Regions from separate parts of the Homo sapiens genome. Here all the other regions are linked to region 1. The links are chromatin contacts, found by Hi-C or POLR2A ChIA-PET in ENCODE. All regions are on one chromosome and are shown on one strand. The core of a region is the stretch at or near the end of the contact, and the rest is flanking DNA. Distances in the headings are between cores, read along the strand shown.

Region 1 (3,970 bases), core at 64-2,563:
TGGGTCATGGAAGAGAACGGTGGAACCCAGCAACCAGTGTTCAGCTCGATTAGGGCACTTAGCCGTGCAGTAACAAAGGCGAGCCTTTAGCCTGATCAGGTGCGGCAATGTGCACCTCACTGGATCAGAAACGCAGTGGACACCCTGCTGGATCCAGAGGGGTGTAAGTCAGCGGCAGGTCTGCGACGGCAGCAAACAGCAGCGGTGGACAGCGAGCAAAAGCTCAGCTCGAACCGTAACAAACACGGACCAGAAGAGTGTGCAGTTGCAAGATTTAATAGAATGAAAACAGAGCTCCCGTACAATGTGAGAGGACCCAAAGGGGGTTGCCCACTCTCTGCTCCAATGCCTGGGTTTATATCCCAATCACTGCCCCTCCCCCTGTGCTCTCAGGCGATATATGATTTGACTATTTCTTTACCTCCTGCTTTTAGCTTAATTTGTATTTTAGTGAGCCCTCTTTACTACCTGATTGGTTGGGCGTGAGCTGAGTTACAAGCCCTGTGTTTAAAGGTAGGTGCGGTCACCTTCCCCAGTTAGGCTTAGGAATTCTTAGTCGGCCTAGGAAGTCCAACTAGTCCTGTCTCTCACCACCACCGAGATGTCTCTTGTAGCTCATATTTTATGTGTACCATACTGGTGACCGAAATTATGTTTTGAAATGGGAAAATATAATGGACAATGCTAGTTAAACTTAATTAAAAATCTAACATATGGTCATGCTTCAAAATATCCTGGACCAGGTAAATATATTCAAAAGTCTCACGGAAGACAAAGAAAATAAAGTTAGGACCTTATGTCTGGTAAATTTCCTTACAAAAAAAAAAAAATGAAGATAATCCACAGGTTATGTGGAAAACATGAAAGAATAACTAATTTGTTAAACAAACATTAAGGAAAATAAACTCCCAATAAAAAGGTTAGGTAATTTAGCAAACAGGCACTTGAAGGCTATTTCCCATCTCTGACTGGTTCATTAATTAATTCAATAAATACTCAGTATTTACTATGTGCCAGTCATGATTTTAAGCCCTAGGGATATATCAGACAAAATCCCTATCCTCATGAAGGTACATTTTAGCAAGAGAGACAGACAACAAACAATTTTAACAGGAAAAATATATAATTATTTTACGCAGTGATTTGTGCTATGGAAAAAAATTAAGCAGATAAAGAAGTAGGTATGTGTTTGTATGGTGAGAGTGAGGGAAGAGAGAGACCCTCTCACATTGTTTTATATTTTATACTCAGTACCTGTTTTAAGAAAAAAACAAGGAAGTGAAATCAAAGACAGGCAGCCTGGCCCCAGGCCCAAAACCACGCCCGAGCCTGCATGGCCTAAACCTAGTAGTTAAAAATCAACTCATGACTTAGAACCCGATGTTACCCATAGATTTCAGGCATTGTATGGAAGAACATTGTGAAACTCCCTGCTCTGTTCTGTTTCACTCTGACTACCAGTGCATGAAACCCCGTCACATATCCCCTAGATTGCTCAATCAATCACAACCCTTTCATATAAAATCTTTAGTGTTGTGTGCCCGTAAAAGGGACGGAAATTGTGCACTCGGGGAGCTTGGATTTTAAGACAGTAGCTTGCCGATGCTCCCAGCTGAATAAAGCCCTTCCTTCTACAACTCGATGTCTGAGAGGTTTTGCCTGCGGCTTGTCCTGCTACAAGAGCAACAAATTTAAAGTGAGTAGGGCAAGCTTCACTGAAAAAAATGACTTTTGGAAAAAAATTAAAGCAAGAAAAAGGATTCCTTAGATTTTGGACTAGCAATGGGAACAAGTGTAAAGTCCCTAAAGCACAGGTGTGCCCAGTGTGCCTAACGAATAGCCAGAAGGCCAGTGTGCATACAGCAGGAAGAGAAAGAGAAAAAAATAGGCAACAAGGTCGAACAGGTCACAAGGGGAGCAGATCATGCTGGGCCTTATATGGTCAACATAAAGACTAGCTTTTCTCCGAGTGATACAGTACATCATTGTTTTGAGCAGAGGCCTAAGATTATTTCAATTAAAATTCTAAGGATCATTCTACTTGTCATGTTGAGAATAGATTGTAGAGGATGAAAAGCAGAGGCATGGGGATGAGTTGTAAGTCTATTAAAATAATCCATGAAAGAGATAATGGTCACTTGGGCTACAGCGATTAATGATGGAAATGAGGAAAGTGGTGAGATACTAGATAGAGTTCGGAGGTAAGGCCAATAGGATTTGCTGAGACACTGGATATGGAGTCAAGGTTTTGAAATGAGAAAATATAATGGACAATGCTAGTTAAACGTAATTAAGAATCTAACATATGGTCATGCTTCAAAATACCCTGGACCAGGTAAATATATCCAAAAGTCTCTCGGAAGACAAAGAAAATAAAGTCTTTGCAACCAAAAGGAACTAAAAGGACCTTTTAGTTGTCTTGAGCAACTAAAAGGAAAAGAGAAGAGTCAAGGTTATTGTCTTGAACAACTAAAAGAATGACACTAACTGCCTTTTGCTGCAAGGACTGTGAGAGGTCTGTGGCAGAGAAAGGGTATGTCATGAACTCTCTTTTGGACTTACTTTCTAACAATATGCCGTGACGAGTATGATAAAGCCTAAGTGAAACAGTATGAGAATTCCTAACACCTAGAGGGTAAATGGAGAGGTCTCATCTACTAATGGAAAAGAAGAATGAGCCAGATGTTTGGAAAACATTCATTCTTTGTTATCTTGCAGTGAGTTAATTCTCAAGGGTTAATCACAAGCAAATCACTTTCTGCTGAACTCAGTGTTTTATGCTGTCTTACTATTAGGTTCAGTCTCCACAAAGAAAACTCTTTGAATTTAAACAACAGCAAGTGGAAAGGAGAAAAAAAGAGAGGAAACAAGAAAGACTGCTGGCAAATCAATATAATTTGGGTAAAAGAGGTATTATACATGCAGATTAGAATAAGGAGGGGAGGAGAATTTACATTCAAGAAAAAGTGTCAGACACAATAAAATGACAATAACGAGAATTTATAAAATTATCCTGCCCTAAAATCTTCAAGCCAATATAAATTTCAGACTTTCATATCTAAATTGAACCAATCTACATTAAGACACCCTACCTTTACCATTATTGTTCCATTGCCAAAAGCAAATACATTTGAACTTCTCCCAAAACACCAATTCCCACGAAACCCTTACATTAAGCAAAAAAGAAAGGCAAAGCTAACTACATTTCTATTTGCTCTGTTTTTAAGTTGCTTAATTTCTCTTAAACCACAGGCAAGCATTAGTATCTACAGCAAGACTAGTGAATAAATAAAAGGGCGAAACAACAAAATCAGAGGCCAAACATGTTAGGAAACAAAACTCTTAGGCTTACCCCAAATGAATGTTACTCCACTCTCCAGCATAATTAAAAACTCCTCAAAGTTAAATCTTCACTATAGATAATGATTTTTTAAGAATAATCTTTTTCACACTGTCAGAAAAGGTCTAGAATAAGTAAATAAATAATAACAAGAATGATCTTTTAAGTACTGTTTTGCATTTACTCAAAATAACAGTGTGAGTCATGGCTCTACTTTCTCATAATATAAGAAGCTTTTGAGGTCAGGCATGGCAGCTCATGCCTGTAATCCCAGCACTTTGGGAGACCAAGGCGGGTAGATCAACTGAGAGTCAGGAGTTCGAGACCAGTCTGGCCAACATGGTGAAACCCCGTCTCTACTAAAAATACAAAAATTAGCTGGGAGTGGTGGCACACGCCTGTAGTCCCAGCTACTGGGGAGGCTGAGGGGGGAGACTCGCTTGAACCCGGGAGACGGAGGTTTGCAGTGAGCCAAGATCATACCACTGGACTCCGGCCTGAGTGACAGAGCCTTTCAAAAAAATAAAAATAAACAAATTTAAAAAGCAGCTTTTTTAAACCAAAATGTGAATAAATGTGACTGGTCAGAAAATCTTGCTCCTGTCATCAACCATGTCCTTCCTGACAGCC
Region 2 (3,772 bases), core at 624-3,123, 1.1 Mb after region 1:
TGCAGAACTAATATATTTTTGTCATTCAGAAATCAAAACAATATAAAAAGATATACATTGAGAAATTATATATTCACCCCTATTTTCATTCATGTTAATTCTCACAGTATTAGTTTCAGGGGAATCTGTCTTGCATTTTTCTATACAAACACAAGCAAATATACATGTATACTCTTATTTTTGTACCCTTACACAAAAAGTGAACAACATGACACTTAGTCATTGAATATGGATATGTATAATTATTTCATACATATTGATGAATTTTTCCAATTTTAAGAAAAGCTGAATATCTTCTCTGTGCTGAGCACTGTGCTGGCCAGTGCTGTAGATTTAGTTTTGATAACAGCTATATTGGATCATAGAAACATCAGCCCACTTTATAAATGATTGGCTTTATATAAGCTACGTAAGCTGATGTTTTATATATGTATTTTTCTTTTGATGTCTTCAAAGAACCTTATTTTATTCATCTTTGTATTCTTGGTGCTGAGCATATAGTAGGTCCTTAATAAATATAGCTGTGTGAATAAATTAATTTTTTAGTTCAGTTAGTTCGTGTTGTAAATAATGAGGACTTTGGTGCTAAATATTTTCACCCTTCATGTCCATTATATCTAACTACAGAATGTTACATGGTAAATAGGGGAAAGTTTAGCAGATGAGCACGTAGTTGCAGTGAGGAGGTTAGTCATGCTTCCTTTGAAATCTTGTGTTGTGATGTGGTAGAAAAATCAAATTCAGGGGCATGTTATGGGCCTAGATGTAGATTCTTTCTGAGCTATTTTGTGGGGTGATGAAATGGTAATGAAATGTCAAGTGAAAGTACTCTAACATAGGCTTTACCAGTGAGGATGTAGTAAGTACTGGGTTCCTTTCTCCCTTATTCTTCAGATTTGCCTCTAGGCCCAGCAGGTAATTTGAGTGTAAACTCAGGAGCCTATTCATATCCACCAAATCCACACTATACAGCCTGGTGTCCAGGGTACACAGCAGAGATAGGAGTTTGCAGGTGAGGATGAGACTTGAATAATTCTCCCGTACCTGGTTCTCATTGGCTGAGGGACTGGGCATGGTGCTTTACCTATAATCCTCACAAACCATACTCAATAAGTATTATTATCTTTATTTTGAAAATAAGGAAACTACAAATCTGCGTGTTCTGCACATGTATCTCAGAACTTAAAGTATAATTTAAAAAATTTAAAAAAGAAAATAAGGAAACAGACCTGAAAGAGTCAAAATGCTTGTCTAAGGACATGGATAAAAGACAGGATGAAAAATCACAGTAGGTCTGTCTGGCTTCAAAGACTTTTTTTTTTCCTCCATTATATTATGCTGCTTTTTGGGATACTAAGAAAACATCAACAGTTTTGAAGGATTTATTATAATAGAATCTGACCTATGCTTAATTTTCTAGAATTTTAATTTTAACTTTTATATGTATGAAAATTTGAGTTCATGAAGGGAGAAAATTATAATTTAGATAACTATGATAAAATTACTTTAAAGCCTTTGAATATGGCTGGGCAAAAAATAGTACATATTTTTTGAAAACAAATATTGGTTAGGAATTGAATCAGGGATTTAGGCCAGTATGAACTACATGTTTTTATCTTTACATAGAAAAGGAATCTTAGAATATAGGATCAAGCTCTTTGGGATTATTTTGACATCGGTTTATTATTATGTGGACTCCTGGAAGGTAGCATTTTGTGCCTGAAAACATTGAAGTTGGGGATTTCTCTCGTGTACTGTGCTATGTTTATATTAGGTTATGCATGGCAGTTTGGCACTTTGTTTTGCAGATGTTCGTAATGTACAGTCTTGAATCTTGTTTCTATTTCTGGCGTGCTTTTAAGTATGACTCATGTTTTCTTGAGGCCATTCTAAAAATACAGCTAGTTTCAAGCATTAATGTAAAATATACCACAGATACCACATAGCACTGCATGATGCTTTCTTTCAGTAGTTTAGTGCAATTTCCTGACAAATTAAATATAGACATGCTTTTTGGTAAAATACGCTATACTAAAACATGAATAAGTGAAAGTTGGATTTTCTTTGAGAAGTAGATCCTCTGATAACATAATATTCATTACAAAATAACTTTGAAATTTTAATAAAAGGAATAAAACATACCATTGATACCACCAAAAAGAAGTAGAACTAATGGCTGGAACAGCAAGTCTGCTAAATTTGATGTAGCCCTGAGAGGTCCACACTTGTAGGGAAAGTCTTGCACCTGAAGCTGGACACCTGTTGAAAAGCTTTTGGAGGGACTGTAGAACATAATGACTGAAATACAAGTTTTGGACTTAAACAACTTAGGTATAAATCTTGGTTTATGGACTTAGCAGCTATAGACAAATGATACTACATTTCCAATTTTGATTTTCTTATTGTAAAATGGGAGTAATGAGTATTTAACAAACACAGCATTTACTGTTATTAGACACTGTTCTAAGTGCTTAATATAATCCTCATAACAACTTTATAAGTAAGTACAATTGTATCTATTATACAGATGAGGAAACTGAGCAGAGAGGTTAAATAACTTGATTAAGGTTACATAGCTAGTAAATAGTAGAGTTGGAATTTGAACCCAGCCAATCTGTCTTGAATCTGTGTCTTTATACAATAGGTCTGCTGCTTTCTAGAATTGTTATGAGATCCTATGTGAAAAATCGTTTGTATGTTTACCTGGTACCTGATAGGAATGCAATAAATTATAGCCATTATTAGTATTGTTATTGAGGGAGAATAAAAGCAGGGAAAATGTATTTTCTTTGTGAAGGTATGCCATAGACTACAAGGCCAGCCATGGGATTCAGAAGTAGCTTATATGTATTAAGAAACTTATGTAAAATTGGAATGTGATGATGAGAGCCTTAGATATCCTGACAACTCCTACAGACTTACTCTAAAGGTAGAACTTATTCTCTACTGATTTCCTCGCTAAAAGTTTTATCTTTCAGAAGGTAAAGGAAATAGAGAGAAACTCTTTCTCTGGGCTTAATTGTGACAAACTCATTAGTGGTGTGCAGGCAACAGAGGCCTTGAGAAAAAATAATGACTACACAATATTTCTCAACTATGGTGCCATTGACATACTGGGCAGGATGAGACCATCTTGGTCATTGCATTTACCATCACAAAATATCAGTGGTGTACCAAATTATTTCTCATTTCCCAAAGCTTTACAACAACCCAAAGTACTCCCAGACATTTTCCAAATGCCTCCTGGCAGGCCTAGAATGGTAGCAGTATGGTCACCAGTTGAGAACCACTGCTGAGTGCTAAGAATAAAGGAAGGACTGAGACTAGTCAGATGTGCCTTAAGGCAGTGTTTCTCAGTACATGTGCATCATGCTGAAGTGGAAGACACTCCCAGGAGCATAAACATGATTATACATAATTCCCAGGGCTCTAGCTTTAAATAACTCCATGCTTTTCTCTTCTACTTAAGAAAGTACACTGCTGTACAAATGTCTCTATTATGGCTATAACCTCAATTCTGCTCCAGTTTGCTTCAAAAAATGAAAAGATAAGTTATTCCTAAACATCAGCACTTTATTATACAGACAATTTATGAGGGGCAGGCCTCACATTTGATTAGGAACTGCTACCTTAGATTTTAAAAAATCTTGAAAATGATTATGGTTCCAAGGTCAAAACATTCAAAACAAACTGGAAGTATAGAACTAAATTGAGACTCCATAATTATAAACAGTTACCAATAGTCATAAATAATAAAAGGTGGGAGGAAGTT
Region 3 (3,716 bases), core at 354-2,853, 1.6 Mb after region 1:
GACCTTACCTTTCTGAGGAGTGACAGTGGCAGAGAGAAGAGCTGGGGTAGAGTCTGTTGGAGAATTCAGTTTTTCATCACTGAAGCTGAAGCTGTTCCTATAAAGTGAATCTGCACCTTTCAGGAAGGAAAATATACTCATTAGAAATAGTACTCATGAGATTATAGACTTAGCACTTTATAGTCTATTGATAACCAACAATTTGTCTTCAAAATAAGCCAAAGCTGCAACTCTATAGTAAAGAAAACAGCCAGGCATGGGGTGGCTCACGGCTGTAATCTCAGCACTTTGGGAAGCTGAAGCAGGTGGATCACCAGAGATGAGGAGTTCAAGACCAGCCTGGCCAACATGGTGAAACCCCATCTCTACTAAAAATACAAAAATTAGCCAGGCATAGTGGTGTGTGTCTGTAGCCCCAGCTACTTGGGAGGCTGAGGCAGGAGACTCGCTTGAATCTGGGAGGTGGAGTTTGCAGTGAGCCAAGATCACACCACTGCACTCCAGCCTGGGTGACAGAGTGAGACTCTGTCTCAAAAAAAAAGATTAGAAAACAGGTTGATTTCCAGGTTTTATGTTTATGCCCCCAAAATGATTCGAGACAGGGGAGAGAGGGAGTGTGTGTGTGTGAGAGAGAAAGTGTGTGTGTGTGTTTGTGTGAAAGTGTGTGTGTGTGCATGAGTGTGTGAGTGTGGGTGTGTGTGAGAATATGTGTGTGTGAGAAAGTGTGTGAGTGTATGAGTGTGTGTGAGTGTGTGTGTGAGAAAGTGTGTGAGAGTGTGTGCGTGTGTGAGTGTGGAGTGTGTGTGAGAAAATGAGAGTGTGTGTGTGAGAGCATGTGAGTGTGAGAGTGTGAGTGAGAAGTGAGAGAGTGTGTGTGTGTCAAATCAAGTATACCAAAGGCCCTTGCTTCCCCAATACAGGAAGGGGGTGATAGGATCATCATGACCAGTGCTTGGTTGATGGTGGGAGTGTGGGGGTAAGGATTTTAGGCAAAAGGAATCATCTCAAGTGAAATATGTCCCTTCTGCCCTCTGAGCCTCCTAAAATACAAACATCCAGTATCCCATGACTTAAGCCTCTTTCCCTGCTCAAGAGAGATCTTTGCTCTCTTGCTGTCCTATAATTTAATAATCCTCTCTTTTACTTAAGAGAGGTTTTCCTAAGAGTCTGTACTCTTCAGATAAGCCAGAAGGTCAAAGATAAAGACATCTTCTCCTGGAAGTTCATCTATTAGACACTTGGAGTGACATCATGGCTCCCTCTATTCTCATACCTCCAAAGACTTGAACCACAGCAAGATGAGGCCCCAGAAGTTCAAGGCTGAACTGGGAGTCAAGGGGACCATCCAGTCAACTACTAAGTACTAGGGTGCCTTTGAGCTAGTACATCTCTGGGCCTAGCTTACTTATCAATAGAATGGGAAGGCGGACTAAATAATCCTTAAAGGCACTTCTAGCTCTAAAGTTCTGAGATTCTCTAAGTCCTGCTAAGGGGAAGGAAACCAACGCACGGTTGGCCCAGCTGTGTGGCTGTGACTCAGAAAGGGGCTGCTGGCTGAGCAGCACTGACTCAAAGGGTGCAAAGGCAAGGCAGGCAGCAGAAGCAGGATGTGGCCCCTGAGGTCACGGGGAACAGCCTTCCTGGTTAAAACAAAACACAAAGCCAGCCACAGTTGGAGCAGAGAAGTGGCTCTTCAGGTGTGAGAGGGCAGCTGAATGATGGGGGCCTTACCAGGTCCCCGCCTCCTCGGGATTCTTCCACTTTAAGCCAACTACCTCCAGCTTAGGGGGAGGCAAAAACATCTCTCTTTGGTCCCATTAACTGAAAAGGAATTTGCCTAAGTGACAAGAGATAGGCCCAGTACAAAAAGTATCAGAGTTTTCGGAAGAAGAGGTTTCTAGTCTCAGGGAAATTCAGCTTTGTCCCTAAGAGGCTGCCACAACTTCTCAGGTGCCTCACCTGGCTCCCTTTCCCCCCACCCTCTCCTGCCCAGGGGCCCACCTGCCCCCTGCTCTTTTTCGCTGACACCGCCATCTTGTCCACTTTTCCAAACATGCCCAGAAGACCCTTGAGAGCAACCCTCACAATCTTTGCTTCCTTCAGAGGTCCAGCCCAGCTCACCTGAAATGACCACCATCACTGGGCTTTGAGGATGAACATGGACTGAGATCCAAAATCCTGGACCTGATACCTACACTTCCCCAAAAATACATTCCTCAGAGTGCTGGTCCTCCGAGGGCTGTGTGATCAGGTACACCTGAGAAACACCAAACAGCCTTGCTCATTCCCATGGGTATGCCCACTTCCAACATCCTGAAAAGACTTGCGGTTAAACAAAACCAGCCCCATTTCCCCAGTGTACCTGACCACGGGACACTTCTTTGTGGTGCTCCTGCTACTACTTCTCAGGACCCTTGGACTCCGTGGAACCTTACTTGGGAAGCCCTCCTGCTGGCTCCCTCAACCGAGCCCACCTCCAAAGGTGGGCTCTCCAATTCTCCCAAGGGAAGCCCTTTCCCCTACACACAGGAAGCTGGCCACACCCACTGCAGACCTGCAAGGAAGCCTTACTGTTGTCACCATGCAGTCACCAGGAGAATCGCCACAAATACAGCCTGAGAAACTCATGGGGAGAAGATAAGGCAAAATTTAGGGGCAAGAAAACCACAGAGGGTCCTGAGGAGGCAGGCCTCATGCCTAGACTCTGAGCCAGAAAATACCAGGCCCTTGGCACATTATCCGTGGCTATGAAGGATACCTGAGAGCTTCGCCCCCATCCCTGGGCCCAGAGGCTGGCTGGCCCAGATCGCAGGGACCACACCTCCGCTCTCTATCTCCCACAAGCAGCTGGCCTGGGAGAGCAACTTTCCACACCACTGCTCACTCCACCCACCCGGCATGCACCACAGGCCCTACCCTGACTTTGAACTTCAGCTCTCTTCTGCCCCTACTCTCCAGCAAGTTTCCATCCACGTACACTCCTCTGCAGGGGAGAAAGACACCACAATTTGTTCACCTCACAGGCAAGGAGGCCAAACGCTATTGAATGTTGGAAGAAGGAACAATCTAGATATGGAAAGGCCATTACAAAAGAGGATGTTAGCAGGGGAAAAAAGGAATCCAGCAAAGATTCAGGAAAGACTCAGCATAACTCATGGGGCCTGGAGAGAATCTGTAGAGAATGAGCCGTAGATCCAGAATATTGCCAGGACTGTCCTCTGATCCTTTAGGTTCACAGGCTAAATGCCTTCTTGATGTGAGAATTTTTCCCAAACTGAGAAAATATACAGACAAACTGACAGCCACTCCCACAGTGAGGGAGGAAGAGGAGGAAAAATACTAGTTACAATATCTATTTATATAGAAACACACGCAAACAGAGGCATGGCAGCACAGCTACACTCACTTCCTCCTGCCCGCCCCCGCCCTGCCCACCACACACACACACACACACACACACACACACACAGATACACATTAGCTCACGCCCCAGCTCGTTGCCACACCATGACTTCACTCCCTTTCCGTGAGGTGTACAATCTGGGACAGACCCAACTCCAAGTTTTGAACTGTTCAACCTTCGACCACCAAGAAGAAGCCGACCGCCAGCATCCTTGAGCCAAACCTGCTGCAGCTGAGGCGCACCCTGTGATGATATCTACACATCGTGTATGGCACAGATGAAAAGAGAGCCCTCAAGGCCCCAAAGCTACACC

Evidence for each region. A loop is a pair of places that touch in the nucleus more often than their neighbours do. ChIA-PET counts read pairs that join two places held with the same protein, here RNA polymerase II (POLR2A). Pooled maps may share reads with other maps.
Region 2: a loop to region 1 is called in a pooled map, with 7 times the contacts of the local background. The contact joins two enhancer-like sites. A Hi-C loop is called at or near these places in 2 of 37 single-sample maps with no recorded cell type and 5 of 50 pooled maps. POLR2A ChIA-PET finds 5 or more read pairs at or near these places in 1 of 52 experiments (naive thymus-derived CD4-positive, alpha-beta T cell).
Region 3: a loop to region 1 is called in a pooled map, with 4 times the contacts of the local background. The contact joins two enhancer-like sites. A Hi-C loop is called at or near these places in 2 of 37 single-sample maps with no recorded cell type and 4 of 50 pooled maps.

The regions. Positions count from the first base shown.
Region 1 is chr13:43,043,019-43,046,988 of GRCh38, reverse strand. The region is part of intron 1 of DNAJC15 (DnaJ heat shock protein family (Hsp40) member C15); the gene reads right to left. Among named protein-coding and RNA genes, the nearest start is that of DNAJC15, 21 kb to the right of the region's middle. RefSeq lists enhancers at 165-840, 1,182-1,241, 1,342-1,391. Within about 2 kb of position 1,313, at least 16 of the 41 ENCODE cell types and tissues checked have a DNase peak (open chromatin) inside an H3K27ac peak, as active enhancers do.
Region 2 is chr13:41,914,857-41,918,628 of GRCh38, reverse strand. All of the region lies in intron 2 of VWA8 (von Willebrand factor A domain containing 8), which reads left to right. Among named protein-coding and RNA genes, the nearest start is that of VWA8, 44 kb to the left of the region's middle. RefSeq lists enhancers at 625-744, 1,854-1,933. Within about 2 kb of position 1,873, at least 6 of the 41 ENCODE cell types and tissues checked have a DNase peak (open chromatin) inside an H3K27ac peak, as active enhancers do.
Region 3 is chr13:41,463,223-41,466,938 of GRCh38, reverse strand. RGCC (regulator of cell cycle) reads right to left here. Exons shown (of 5, transcript NM_014059.3): 3 at 9-116. Among named protein-coding and RNA genes, the nearest start is that of RGCC, 7.5 kb to the right of the region's middle. RefSeq lists enhancers at 1,468-1,727, 3,507-3,566 and a silencer at 2,221-2,435. Within about 2 kb of position 1,603, at least 24 of the 41 ENCODE cell types and tissues checked have a DNase peak (open chromatin) inside an H3K27ac peak, as active enhancers do.